Regions from separate parts of the Homo sapiens genome. Here region 1 is linked to region 2. The links are chromatin contacts, found by Hi-C or POLR2A ChIA-PET in ENCODE. All regions are on one chromosome and are shown on one strand. The core of a region is the stretch at or near the end of the contact, and the rest is flanking DNA. Distances in the headings are between cores, read along the strand shown. Region 1 holds the start of TRPC4 (transient receptor potential cation channel subfamily C member 4). Region 2 overlaps TRPC4 (transient receptor potential cation channel subfamily C member 4).

Region 1 (5,538 bases), core at 327-2,826, 210 kb after region 2:
ACAAAATTTTAAAGGTTATAAGTAATGAAAATCTATTCCAACTCATATATCTTTCAGAATGACCAGTGAGCAAGTAAATTGAAATTGATCTTATTGTTTTTTTTCCCCCCTTAAACATTTAAGGAGGATGTTTTCTGGACAATAGTGTCCAGGTGAATAAGAAAGTAGGCGCTACAAATGTAACTTTAAATAGCAAACCCAACACAATGATGAAGATTTCAACATTTTAACATCTCCACCCACTCTTACTCTCAATGTCTAATTTAGAGTTTTACCAAAAACACCCCAAACCAAAAAACCCTCCAGTAAACCTTTTGCTTAAAGAATTTGTAATATTCTTTGTGCTGTGATTATGTACTGTGAAAGGAAAGGCAGAAATTATATGAGCTCTGAGAGGCGGTGTTTTATTAAAACTGAAAAAGTTTTACAAGTCTGTCTATTTTTTTTTTTAATAAAACAACTAAAGCTTCCTTCTGTCTCTTCCTACTCCTTTGGCTTGGTGCTTACTCCTTAAGCAACTTGCTGCATTTTATAGCTATGGAATTTCACTGGGAAGGGCCTCTCTAAGAAGCCATGTGAACAGGGATACACCATAGTGGATACACCATAGTGAATGCAGGCAGACAAGATAAGAGATCCCTTTCCTCAGCTCTCCTAAACCCTCGATGCCTTTCCAGTATTCTCTTGTCTCTAGTCGCAAAAGACAGCTGACTTCACAGCTGGAACAACAAGTTGTGCAGTGAATCCCAGTGATTTAACCAAGTAGCAAACCGGGTCATTGGCTTCATTGGCTTCATTGGAATCTCGGTTGCCAGGCGAACTAGGAATCACTAGCCTGGGTCGGGCAACACGGATAAAAGTGTTTCTGTTTCTTGACAGAGAATGAAAACGACGCAGAATGTAATCGATCGGTAGAACATTGATCACTCTCCTTCCTTCGTTACCCTACTTTAAGTGCCGGAGAGCTAAGGCCTCACTTATATGCACCCAGATGCCCCCGAGATCTCCATTTTCCCCAAATGCATAAAAGGCTAAAAACGGCCACATTCCCCAGCACCACGGCGTGGCTGCAGCTCCTTTGTTTACCATATAAGTCACACCGGGGGTTCACTCCTCGCCCTCTCCCCTGCTTTAAAGCCGAGTGCGGCGGAAGACTGAGGAGCACCCCCAAACTCCTGCTCAGCCCGAGTCAAGCACCGAAAGCTTCACAGGTTTTTTTCCTGAGCCTTGAAGAGAAACCACATAGCCAGAACCTTTTGAACTCCTAACCCCGCAGGGATGTCCGCCTCCCAGAAGAGAGCCGGCTTCCCAGGCAGCTTAGGAAACTTAACCGAGATCCCAGAAAGAAGGCGAGGTGTAGCTCCGGTCGAACGGAGCCCCGAGGCGACATCCTCTTTACCTGCAAAGTTGCAATCTTCGGGCTGAAGTGATGGGATCCGAGGACTGACGGCGCGGGTGCCGTGCGGGGTGAGAGCACGCCCGGCAAATTCCAATGGAATTCCCTTAGTCGCTGCTGAGTTTTGGAGCATTCCAAGGAAAACGATCGAAGCTGGAGCCCACGCAGCTGGCACCGAACTGGGCGGAGTGAGGATGCTCTGAAAGCGAAGCCATGGGAGGCGGGGGAGGGGCGGCCCGGGAGGGGGAGGTAACCGCCAGGGGAGGAGAACCTCTCCCACCCCCGCCTGCACAGATCCCTCTGGATAAAGTTAAGAGTTCCCACGGCTGACAGCGGATGAGCCCAGAGAAAGGCACCCCGCCCTCCGTCCCTGGTGGCTGCCGGGCTCGGGGTCCGCACAGACCGCGCTGGAAAGGGATAGTCCGGGAAGATGCGCGTCCCACGCACCACACTGCTTGGAGGTGGAGGAGACCCGCGCGCTGGCAGGAGCTGACGCTGCGTCCCCAGCTTGTCCCCCTCGAATAGCCTCCACCTACCGGGGCCAACTGCTTGAGGTCAGCCAGTGGGCAGGGGAGCTCACCACCAGCCAGCCGTCATCCAGCCAAGTCGGTGGCGAGAATCCACCCTGTGGTTCTGGATGCAAGCCAGACACACCTCCAGGCTTAGGGCGGTCTCTGCAGGCGTGTTGGACTTCAGTGCGCTCCGACACCCAGCTTTTGAATGCCCTGCTCCCAGCCCGGTAAACAAGCACCCATGAGGCCCGCCGCCCGACCGGAAAAAAGTAGTCCCCTGCAACTCTCAAAGCTTCTCCCACTCCCGCTTCTCTGGGCGACTGGCACCCCCTCTCCTGTCCTCAAGGTGTCAGACTTCCCTTGCAAGAGCTGGAGGATGCGGCTTGCCACTAGTGTCAACAATCAAAACAGTCGCAATGAATAAATGATGAGCCACAGCGTTCCAACCACCCTCATCCAGCTTGGTCTTTCCAAAAGGCATAGGAAATCAGCAAGTTTCCACCAAATATACCAAAACCCTAAGACGCGAGCCAGCCCAAGGGTGCAAGGTTCTGCGGCTGCAGGTGATGTGCGTGTGTGCGAGTGTGTGTGTGTGCGATACTGGTACCATCTTACTGAGAGTGAGATTTCAAGATAAACGTTATCTCTTGTCCAATCTCTTTAGTGTTCACATATGAAAATAAGATTAAAGTACAGAGAGGAATACACACACACACAAACCACACACACACTATTGGCAAAGTTGGCAATAACACTTGCTGTAACTGCAACACGGTGATTCCCAGCTTGTCACTCGGAAAGTCTTAATTGGTTGTGACCCCATGACCCAGAGAAAGATAGAGTTCACGTGTAAGATAGAGAGTGGAGCCCTTGAGGAATCCTAGCTGGCAATTACCCTCCTCGAGACTCTGTTTCTACCTGATTGCCGTTATTTTCTGAAAGCCCTGAGGTTAGCTGCTGGTCTCTGATTGTATCCCAGCAGACGCCTGATTCAGCTTCCAGTCTGCGCAAAAGCTTAGGAGCAACCGTTTTCTCCTATCCCAACCAAGTTGTTACACCTGGGAAGCTGTGCTGTGCCGACTGCAAGGCGGACCAGTTTCTTCCCATGGAATATTCCCAAGGAATATAAACTGACAAACTGGCATCCATATTCAGACTCTAAAGCACAAAATTAAAGAATTTCCTTTTTTATCTTTCCTACCCACTTCAGAGTTCACATGAGTTGAGGTTTTTGTAAATAGTTTTCACATGAGTAAAGAGGATATTACCAGAGATCACGCTGGGGTAACTGTGCATGCTGCTTTTTTTTTTTAAGTCACTTTTCTTATTTGTTAATTTATCTTTCTCCCTGCCTAACTGCTCCTCTATGGGTTTGTTCCCAGCTCAGCTAGACCCCTATTCTAAATTTCTGAGATACTAAGTCCTTCCCAAAATACTAAGATACATTGAGATAAACCTGGTTTCTACAATGCTACTGCAGTAAACAAAGGAGAGAACGACAAAAGGCTTTTCTCCTTCCTTGAATCTCTTTTTACTCTTTACTACAAGAAGAATATATTGACATGTTTAAACAGTTCTTTACTTTTCTTAACATTAAATGAAGGCTTTTAAAAATATGCAAAATGTATCTATCAGTAGACAAGGTAATAACTTTATAATAAATTCAAGTCCACTTTCTAACAAGGGAGGGGAGACTGTAAACATATATATGGAAATCTATTTTATTTAATGGAACTGTAAGTATTTTTGTGACATTTATTGACAATGTTTCTTCTTAGCCTGAAAAACAAAATTCTACATACTGTGTTTGAGTTTATATCTTTGAGATCAACCCGTGGTAGATAGAATTCCACATACTGAAATGAGTATAGGTCTTTATAATGCATATTAAAATACATGCAAGAGAAAAGCTGATCAGTGACAAACTTGTCCATTGTTTAGAAGTGATGAACTTTACTTTGCAACCTTAGCATCTGTACCAAGTTAGATGCTCCTGCCCTCTAAGGATTTGTTCTTTGTAGCAAATGTTATCTCTGTCATGATGTCAGCAAAGAGATATTATACCAATTTTTTCTAATTTGTTATTTCTTTCCATAAAAAGGTGCCTATGAAACTGCAATAAATACATAACAGAAGAGAACACCAAGGAGAGCACTATATATGTCAACCATCTGAGCAGGCTGTATTCCCACGGAAAGAAGAATTTGTATTGATCACTGAGCCTCCTTTTCAACAGTTTCATGTGATTATTGATTGCTGGTCTCAGGTCTCCTACAAAATGATTAGCAATTACAGGAAAATTATTTGAAATCTGTTTAAACAATCTGGTGAATTGCATATACTACAGTCATTAGCAATCCAAAGAGTTTATTTTTAACAATTTAAACATATGAGTTTGGCAGCATTCTACGAACCTGCACTCCACATAAAATGCAATTCATTGAAGTCAAAGAAATTTACAATAAAATGTTATATGCTATCTAGAATTTATTTTAGTACCTTATTAAACAGAACAAGAAAGCACTCATGTTTCCAAATTAGCAAGAGACAAGTGACCCAAGAAATGATAGCAGTAAAACAATTCTCTGTAATGTCTATTTATAGCTAAAGTATATTGTAGAATTGGGATCACAATTGTTTTAGGAATACAATTTTCACTTTACTCCTAAAGGTTATTGTTCTGTTTAGGAGCTGACATGTAACATGTATGAAACACTGTTTCAAAGCTGTTATACCTCAGACATAGAGACAAAGTCACAGAGACAAGTATTTGGAGAATTTATTCATGCACATGTGTCACCATCAGCATTTTTATGTGCCAGTAATGCATCTGTGTATGATGCCATCATGAAGTATATGATATTGGCCTTTCTGATGCTAAGATAAATTAAGAAATAGGTTATCATTGTCTTTGATGCCCATGTGACCTGTCTTCCACCTTTGTGACCAGGCCTTTACCTCCTACTGCACAAGGGCTCACCCAAACTCACTGAAGGGGCTCCACCTCAGCTTAACTTTTGGATTTGGCTCCTGCTCCAGGTTTTAGAATCCTCTGTTCTGTCATCAATGTAATGAGGCTTCAATCTAACCTACATGGCCATGCTATACACACAGCTTTTACCTGCCTATTTTTTAAAAAAATTAACATTTTCTAAGTTATCAAAATGTTATTCAAAAATGTTAATTTTAATGAATCACTACTTATTTCTATGAAATACTTAAGTATTTTTCAGGTCTTGAAAGTGTAATTGTTTTTATACTATTATTCCCTACTGGTATACTTTTGTTGAAAGCCGTTACACAAGCATTTTTGTCTGTATCTCTAATTATGTCCTCAGAATAGATTCCTAGTAATACAGCCCTGTGTCATGATGCAGAAATATTTTAAAGTACATGCTGTATGTTATAAGGGAGCTTGTTGCATTGAACCCTCATCAATACGGGGCATCCTTAAGGTCCTTTTTCTTCTTTTCTTTTTTTATTTTGACTGATTTCCTACTTGAAAGAAAATGGTATCTCAATGAGTTGTGTTAACTAGAAACGGTGACTTTTATATTTTGTGTACTTTGCTACTTGTTTCTTTTTGTGAGTTTACATACTTTTTCAATACTTACGGGGTTTTGTTGCTAT
Region 2 (5,064 bases), core at 458-2,957:
AGCTAAGAACAACACATTCTAGAGGAAACATTGAATTAAAATAAAGCTGGTCAACTTACAGCAATCAGTTGGTAAGAATTATTCATCATAGCTATTAACATGTTGAGTAGAACAACCAGAGAGATGACATTGTATGTCCCAAACATGGTGGCACCAACAAACTCAGTAAATTCATGCTGTGCTTTGACATTGGTCACATATAAATTGATGAGCCCAAATATTGACCAAAACAGGGACTGCAGTGTCTCAAATAACCTGTAATAAAGATAAAATGATACTAATAGCTATATTAATGGAATCATTATACATGGGATAAAACAATAAAGCTTGGCATGATTATATATATATATATATATAATTAACTTAAACATTAATATCAACAGTAAAATAACCTTTTAGGACAATTATAAAATTAAACGATAAAAAGAGTGAAATAAAACTGTTTTCCTCAAACTAGTAGAAATGGTGTACTTAAATTTCCCAAGAGCTTTGAAAGCTAAATTTAGTTTCCTAGGGCAGAGAGAGGCAAATGTGGCATGGGTACTGAGTTAAGAATGGTTTTCACTTTCTAAAATGGTTGGGAAAAAAATCAAAAGAGTGATATTTTATGACATGAAAATTATGTAAAATTCACATCTCTATATCCATAAATAAAATTTTATTGAAACACATCCATTCTCATTCATTTATGCATTTTCTATAGCTTCTTTTGTGCTACAATGGCAGAAGAAAGTAGTTATAGCAGAGAACATATGGCTCAGAAAACCTAAAATATTTACTATCTGCTCCTTTTCATAGAACATTTGTCAATCTCTGTCCTAGGGCACTAAGTCATCACTAATAAATGATAGATCCCAAATTTTAGGCTTTAAAAAGTTTGCTCTTTTACTGATTTTGCTTTGGTTGTAGGAGAATTGAGAACATTATAATTACTACAGATTTCTATGTTTACAACTAAAATTGGACATAATGCATCTTGTAAGATGGTAAAGAGTCTCAGAATGCTTACGTAATAAAATTTGATGGGTTTTTGGTTTTTTTGGTATTTCAAGGAACATTTTATTTATTCTAGCCAATGAATGAACTCTGGCTATTTTATTGAAAATAATGTCCCTTTAACTTACTCCAAAAAATGAAATAAGCTGAGGACTATCTGAACTCAAATGGAGAATTGTTTGTTTCAAAGGGACCATAATAATACATTAATATAGTGTAATAAAACGATGATAGAGATTTCATACTTCTTGGTAAATCGTTAAAATGAGACTATATTTAAATTACAAAAATAAAATGAAAACCTTCTCATACACGGCATGATGACTAAGGAGGTAGGATTTCTGTCTATTGGGAGATTAGCATTAGATTGGAATGGTGTTGCAGAACCAAGTCAATTATGGCTTCTGGCAACTCCCAGCCCCAGTGGCATTGTCCCCTGTATGCCCTTTTATGGAAAGGTAGTCCTTGTGTAAGACTCTGGAGCTTCTCACCCAATACCTCCATGGACTAAGTCAATCATGGTCAAGTGACCCAAGGAGAGAAAATTCATATAAGGCCAGTGGCCTGTGGCATGCATTAAGGCAAAAAAGATCAGAATTCCCCTCTAGAGAAGTTTGCCTTAAAAATATCAAGATAATTGCCCAAAGGGGTTGGGATGACAGGGGTTATGATGTGGAGTCAGAGTCACTGGAATGACGGGATGCCAAAGGTTTGAGACAGCACAAACTAAGAAGCAGAGAATTGAGGATGAATAAGCCAGGCAATAAGTAAACTCGGAATAAGGATGAAGTAGCTGACTCATTTTAATGCTGACACACAGAGTAACAATCCCATGGCCCAGCACTACGTCAACTCCGGCTCTTCCCAAAGCTGGGGCTTGCTCTAGGTTCTGCCCTTGCAAAGATAAACCCTTACTCAGAAGACTGAAGGGCTATAATTCTTTGCATGTTTTTTTATAACTAAATGCCTGTTACTTGAAATAAGCTGTGAATTCTAGTGCATATAACCAGGAGATTCCAGCTAAATATGCCTAATTGGCATTCAGGATGGAAATTGCTTTTTTAAAAAGGTAAAAAATTTCATATTTTTAATTGAGCAACTAATTTTAAGACAGAAAATTTAACTATTTATTTTCTAGACCTGTAAAATGACGGAACAACAGATTATTGTGAAGGAGAAAGGGCACTGATCTGATCAACTTTAGCCAGACTGTGATTCTTAAATGGAATGCTGTGCATTCTACGAGGAGGTGATCACATATTCTTAGAGGAAAACCCAGGTGCCAGATTCCAACAATAATAGAGAGAATTCAATCTGACTCATTGGCCCTAGACAAAGGCCACTAAAGCTACTCTTTGAAAATTTCTCAGGAAAAAGTAAATTTGGCCCATGGCCATGAATTCTTTATTTTTAGTAACTTTAAAGACAACTTCTAAAATTAATCATAGTGTCCTTTGGATTTAATGTGAAAGAATTGTATTCTTTCTTTCCAAATAGTTTATGTTCTCACTGTGAGTATACACATAAAAATCAGCTGGTTTTCCTGACATGAATAGCAATTTAAGGAAAGTTGTAAGTTAAATATTATAAGTTATACAATATATAGTGTAAAATGTTACCACATAAACCCCATTACAGGTTCTTTTTCAAATAAAAACAATGATGCAGAATAAACCACTTATTATTTTGAATAGTACACATTTGCTCCTGTCTACATAGTAACTACTAATTTTAGGAAACATTAATAAATACTTTTGCAAAATATTTATTGATGTTTAAAAAAATTTAAAGGGGAAAATTCTAAATAAAGTGACATTTCATGATTACTTATAGATTATTTCTTTCTTTTATTTTCCTTCTTTTAGTGGAATAAGTCAGTGGTGAGATTTAAAGACTAGTTCCACTTAACTAAAATATATTTATTTCTCAGAGGAATTAAGACCCTGGCCTTAGTGTTTCTCAATGAATTGTTCAGATAACAGGTGGATTTTTAAAAAATCAGTCTAAGTTAACATTTCAAAGCCACTGCTTTCAGAAATGTTTTTGTCATTAGTAATTCCCAAATCTATTGAGACCAACATTGCCCATACATTGAAGGATCATTACTTAAAGTATCACATCTCAGAATGCCTTTACGTGACTAATATTTTTCTTGTTCTGTGGTAAGATATGAACTGAAAACTCTCCAAGATAATGCTACAATTTAATTAAGTGACATTTAGTATAAAACTTGGGTTGAAGACTAAATCCTAACAGTCTGTATGGGTGGACTTAGGTCCTGCCTTCCTAATGATAGCATTTTATCTCTTGCTTTGAATATATTGCTCAACATATGCTTTATACAATTAGCTTGTTTCCCTGATTATATATTTACAGCCAGAAGAATTGAACGTGTAAAAAAGTAATGTATTCCATTGTTGAAATTTTCCTCTATCCCATGGGACTAAAACAATGAGCAAACATAAATTAATAAAAAATTCATCTGAATATTTTATCTTTAGTTTATAAGCAAAAATGAAATATTAAAATAATGTATGACTCCAACTGGCCAGTTACAACCATTAGGAATACAGCTCCAACAAATATAAAAGGGCTTTGCTTAATGAGACAATACCTGTCACAAAGCCTGTGCCCCTCTCTTCATAAGAAAGTACCTTACCAGGGGCTAATAGCTTAAAATTGCACATAGAATAGTTTCAACAACTAAATATTTTGTGTTTTTTGGTAACATGTAGTTCTTCTCAGGGTAATGAGAAAATAACCTGGAAAGGAGCAGGAGGAAGTATGTATTCACTGGTGGGAAACGGCATGAAGATGCATAGAAGACATGGATCACAGCCTGACACTGGGCATTCAGTCAGGGAGAAGACCAGAAAAGGCCTCCTGCAAAAGGTATATCTGAGGTAGGATTTGGAAAAAAAAATTGCCACATGGAAGGGCAGAATAAGGCCATTCTCGAATAAGAGAAGAAAATAACGTATTTGGGGATTTGTATTTATAATCCATCAGGAAATATTGAAGAGTAAAGTGTTAATGGGGGATTGAAAGATGAGACAAGAAAAGGAAGTGATACAGAGGATGTTCGTCTCTTTCAAATAGCATGTTGAAATGTAATCCCTGATGTTGAAAGTGGGGCTTAGAGGGATGTGTTTGAGTGATGAGGGTGGATTGTGGGTTGCTCACAAAAGGCTTAGTGTCATCCTAGGAGTAATTAGTGAGTTCTCACACTATCAGTTCTCACAAGAGCTGATTGTTGAAAGGACCCCTGCACCTCCCTCCCTCGCTTCCTTCCTCTTTCCCCCTGTGATGCCTGCTTCCCTTCACTCTTTTGCCATGAATGGAAGCTTCCTGAGGCCCTCACCAGAAGCAGATGTTGATGCTGTGCTTCTTATAGAGTGTGCAGAACCATAAACCAAATAAACCTCTTTTCTTTATAAATTACCTAGTCTCAGATATTTCTTCATTGCAACAAAAATGGACTAAGACAGGAGGCAGGGGACAAGCAGATCAATGAATGATCTAAAATGTCAAGCTAAAGAATGTGGCAGTATCCTGTAAGAAATGGGAAACCATTTTGGCACTTTAAACAGGGTAGCCTCAGATATTAGTTTAGAAATATAATTCAGGAAGCAAAATGGAAGACATAAGAAACAAGGCAGAGACCAGGGGCAGGGGTACTTAGATTTGGGCATCAGTGGAGAGCAAGGGGAAGACAGTGCCAAGATAATAGGAGCAGGAACAGATATTTATTGACCGACTACACATGGAAGGGATGAGAAGAAGGTAGGATCTAGAATAAGATAAATGTTTTTGATGTAAGTTTCTGGGTGGATTGTGGTGATGTTGACTAAGAAAAGGAATTAAGCAGGAGGAAGAATATGTTTTAGAGAGACTCTGATAAATTCCCTTTGATTGAATTTAAGTCTTCAGGAGGCATGTAGAGAGAGGTGTCCACTAGACAGCTGAATATATTGTGCAACCCGAGGATAGAAATTGGTGCTAGTAATATAAATATGGAAGTCATGACTTAGACATATAGAGCCAATTCCAAAAGCACAGATGAGTTTT

What was found. Hi-C counts contacts between places; a loop is a spot of excess contacts on that map. ChIA-PET counts read pairs that join two places held with the same protein, here RNA polymerase II (POLR2A). Pooled maps may share reads with other maps.
Region 1: a loop to region 2 is called in a map of chondrocyte, with 2.5 times the contacts of the local background. The contact joins the promoter of TRPC4 here to the enhancer-like site in region 2. A Hi-C loop is called at or near these places in 11 of 168 maps with a recorded cell type or tissue (A673, GM23248, IMR-90 and 7 more) and 5 of 50 pooled maps. POLR2A ChIA-PET finds 5 or more read pairs at or near these places in 4 of 52 experiments (A673, AG04449, BJ and 1 more).

The regions. Positions count from the first base shown.
Region 1 is chr13:37,868,196-37,873,733 of GRCh38, forward strand. TRPC4 (transient receptor potential cation channel subfamily C member 4) reads right to left here and starts at 1,577. Exons shown (of 11, transcript NM_016179.4): 1 at 1,400-1,577. LOC124903160 (a long non-coding RNA gene) reads left to right here and starts at 948. Exons shown (of 2, transcript XR_007063762.1): 1 at 948-2,471; 2 at 4,010-5,538.
Region 2 is chr13:37,655,029-37,660,092 of GRCh38, forward strand. It overlaps TRPC4 (transient receptor potential cation channel subfamily C member 4), which reads right to left. Exons shown (of 11, transcript NM_016179.4): 7 at 60-255. Among named protein-coding and RNA genes, the nearest start is that of POSTN, 59 kb to the left of the region's middle. Within about 2 kb of position 1,708, at least 5 of the 41 ENCODE cell types and tissues checked have a DNase peak (open chromatin) inside an H3K27ac peak, as active enhancers do; they include IMR-90, PC-3, PC-9 and 2 more, where a contact is called at or near this core.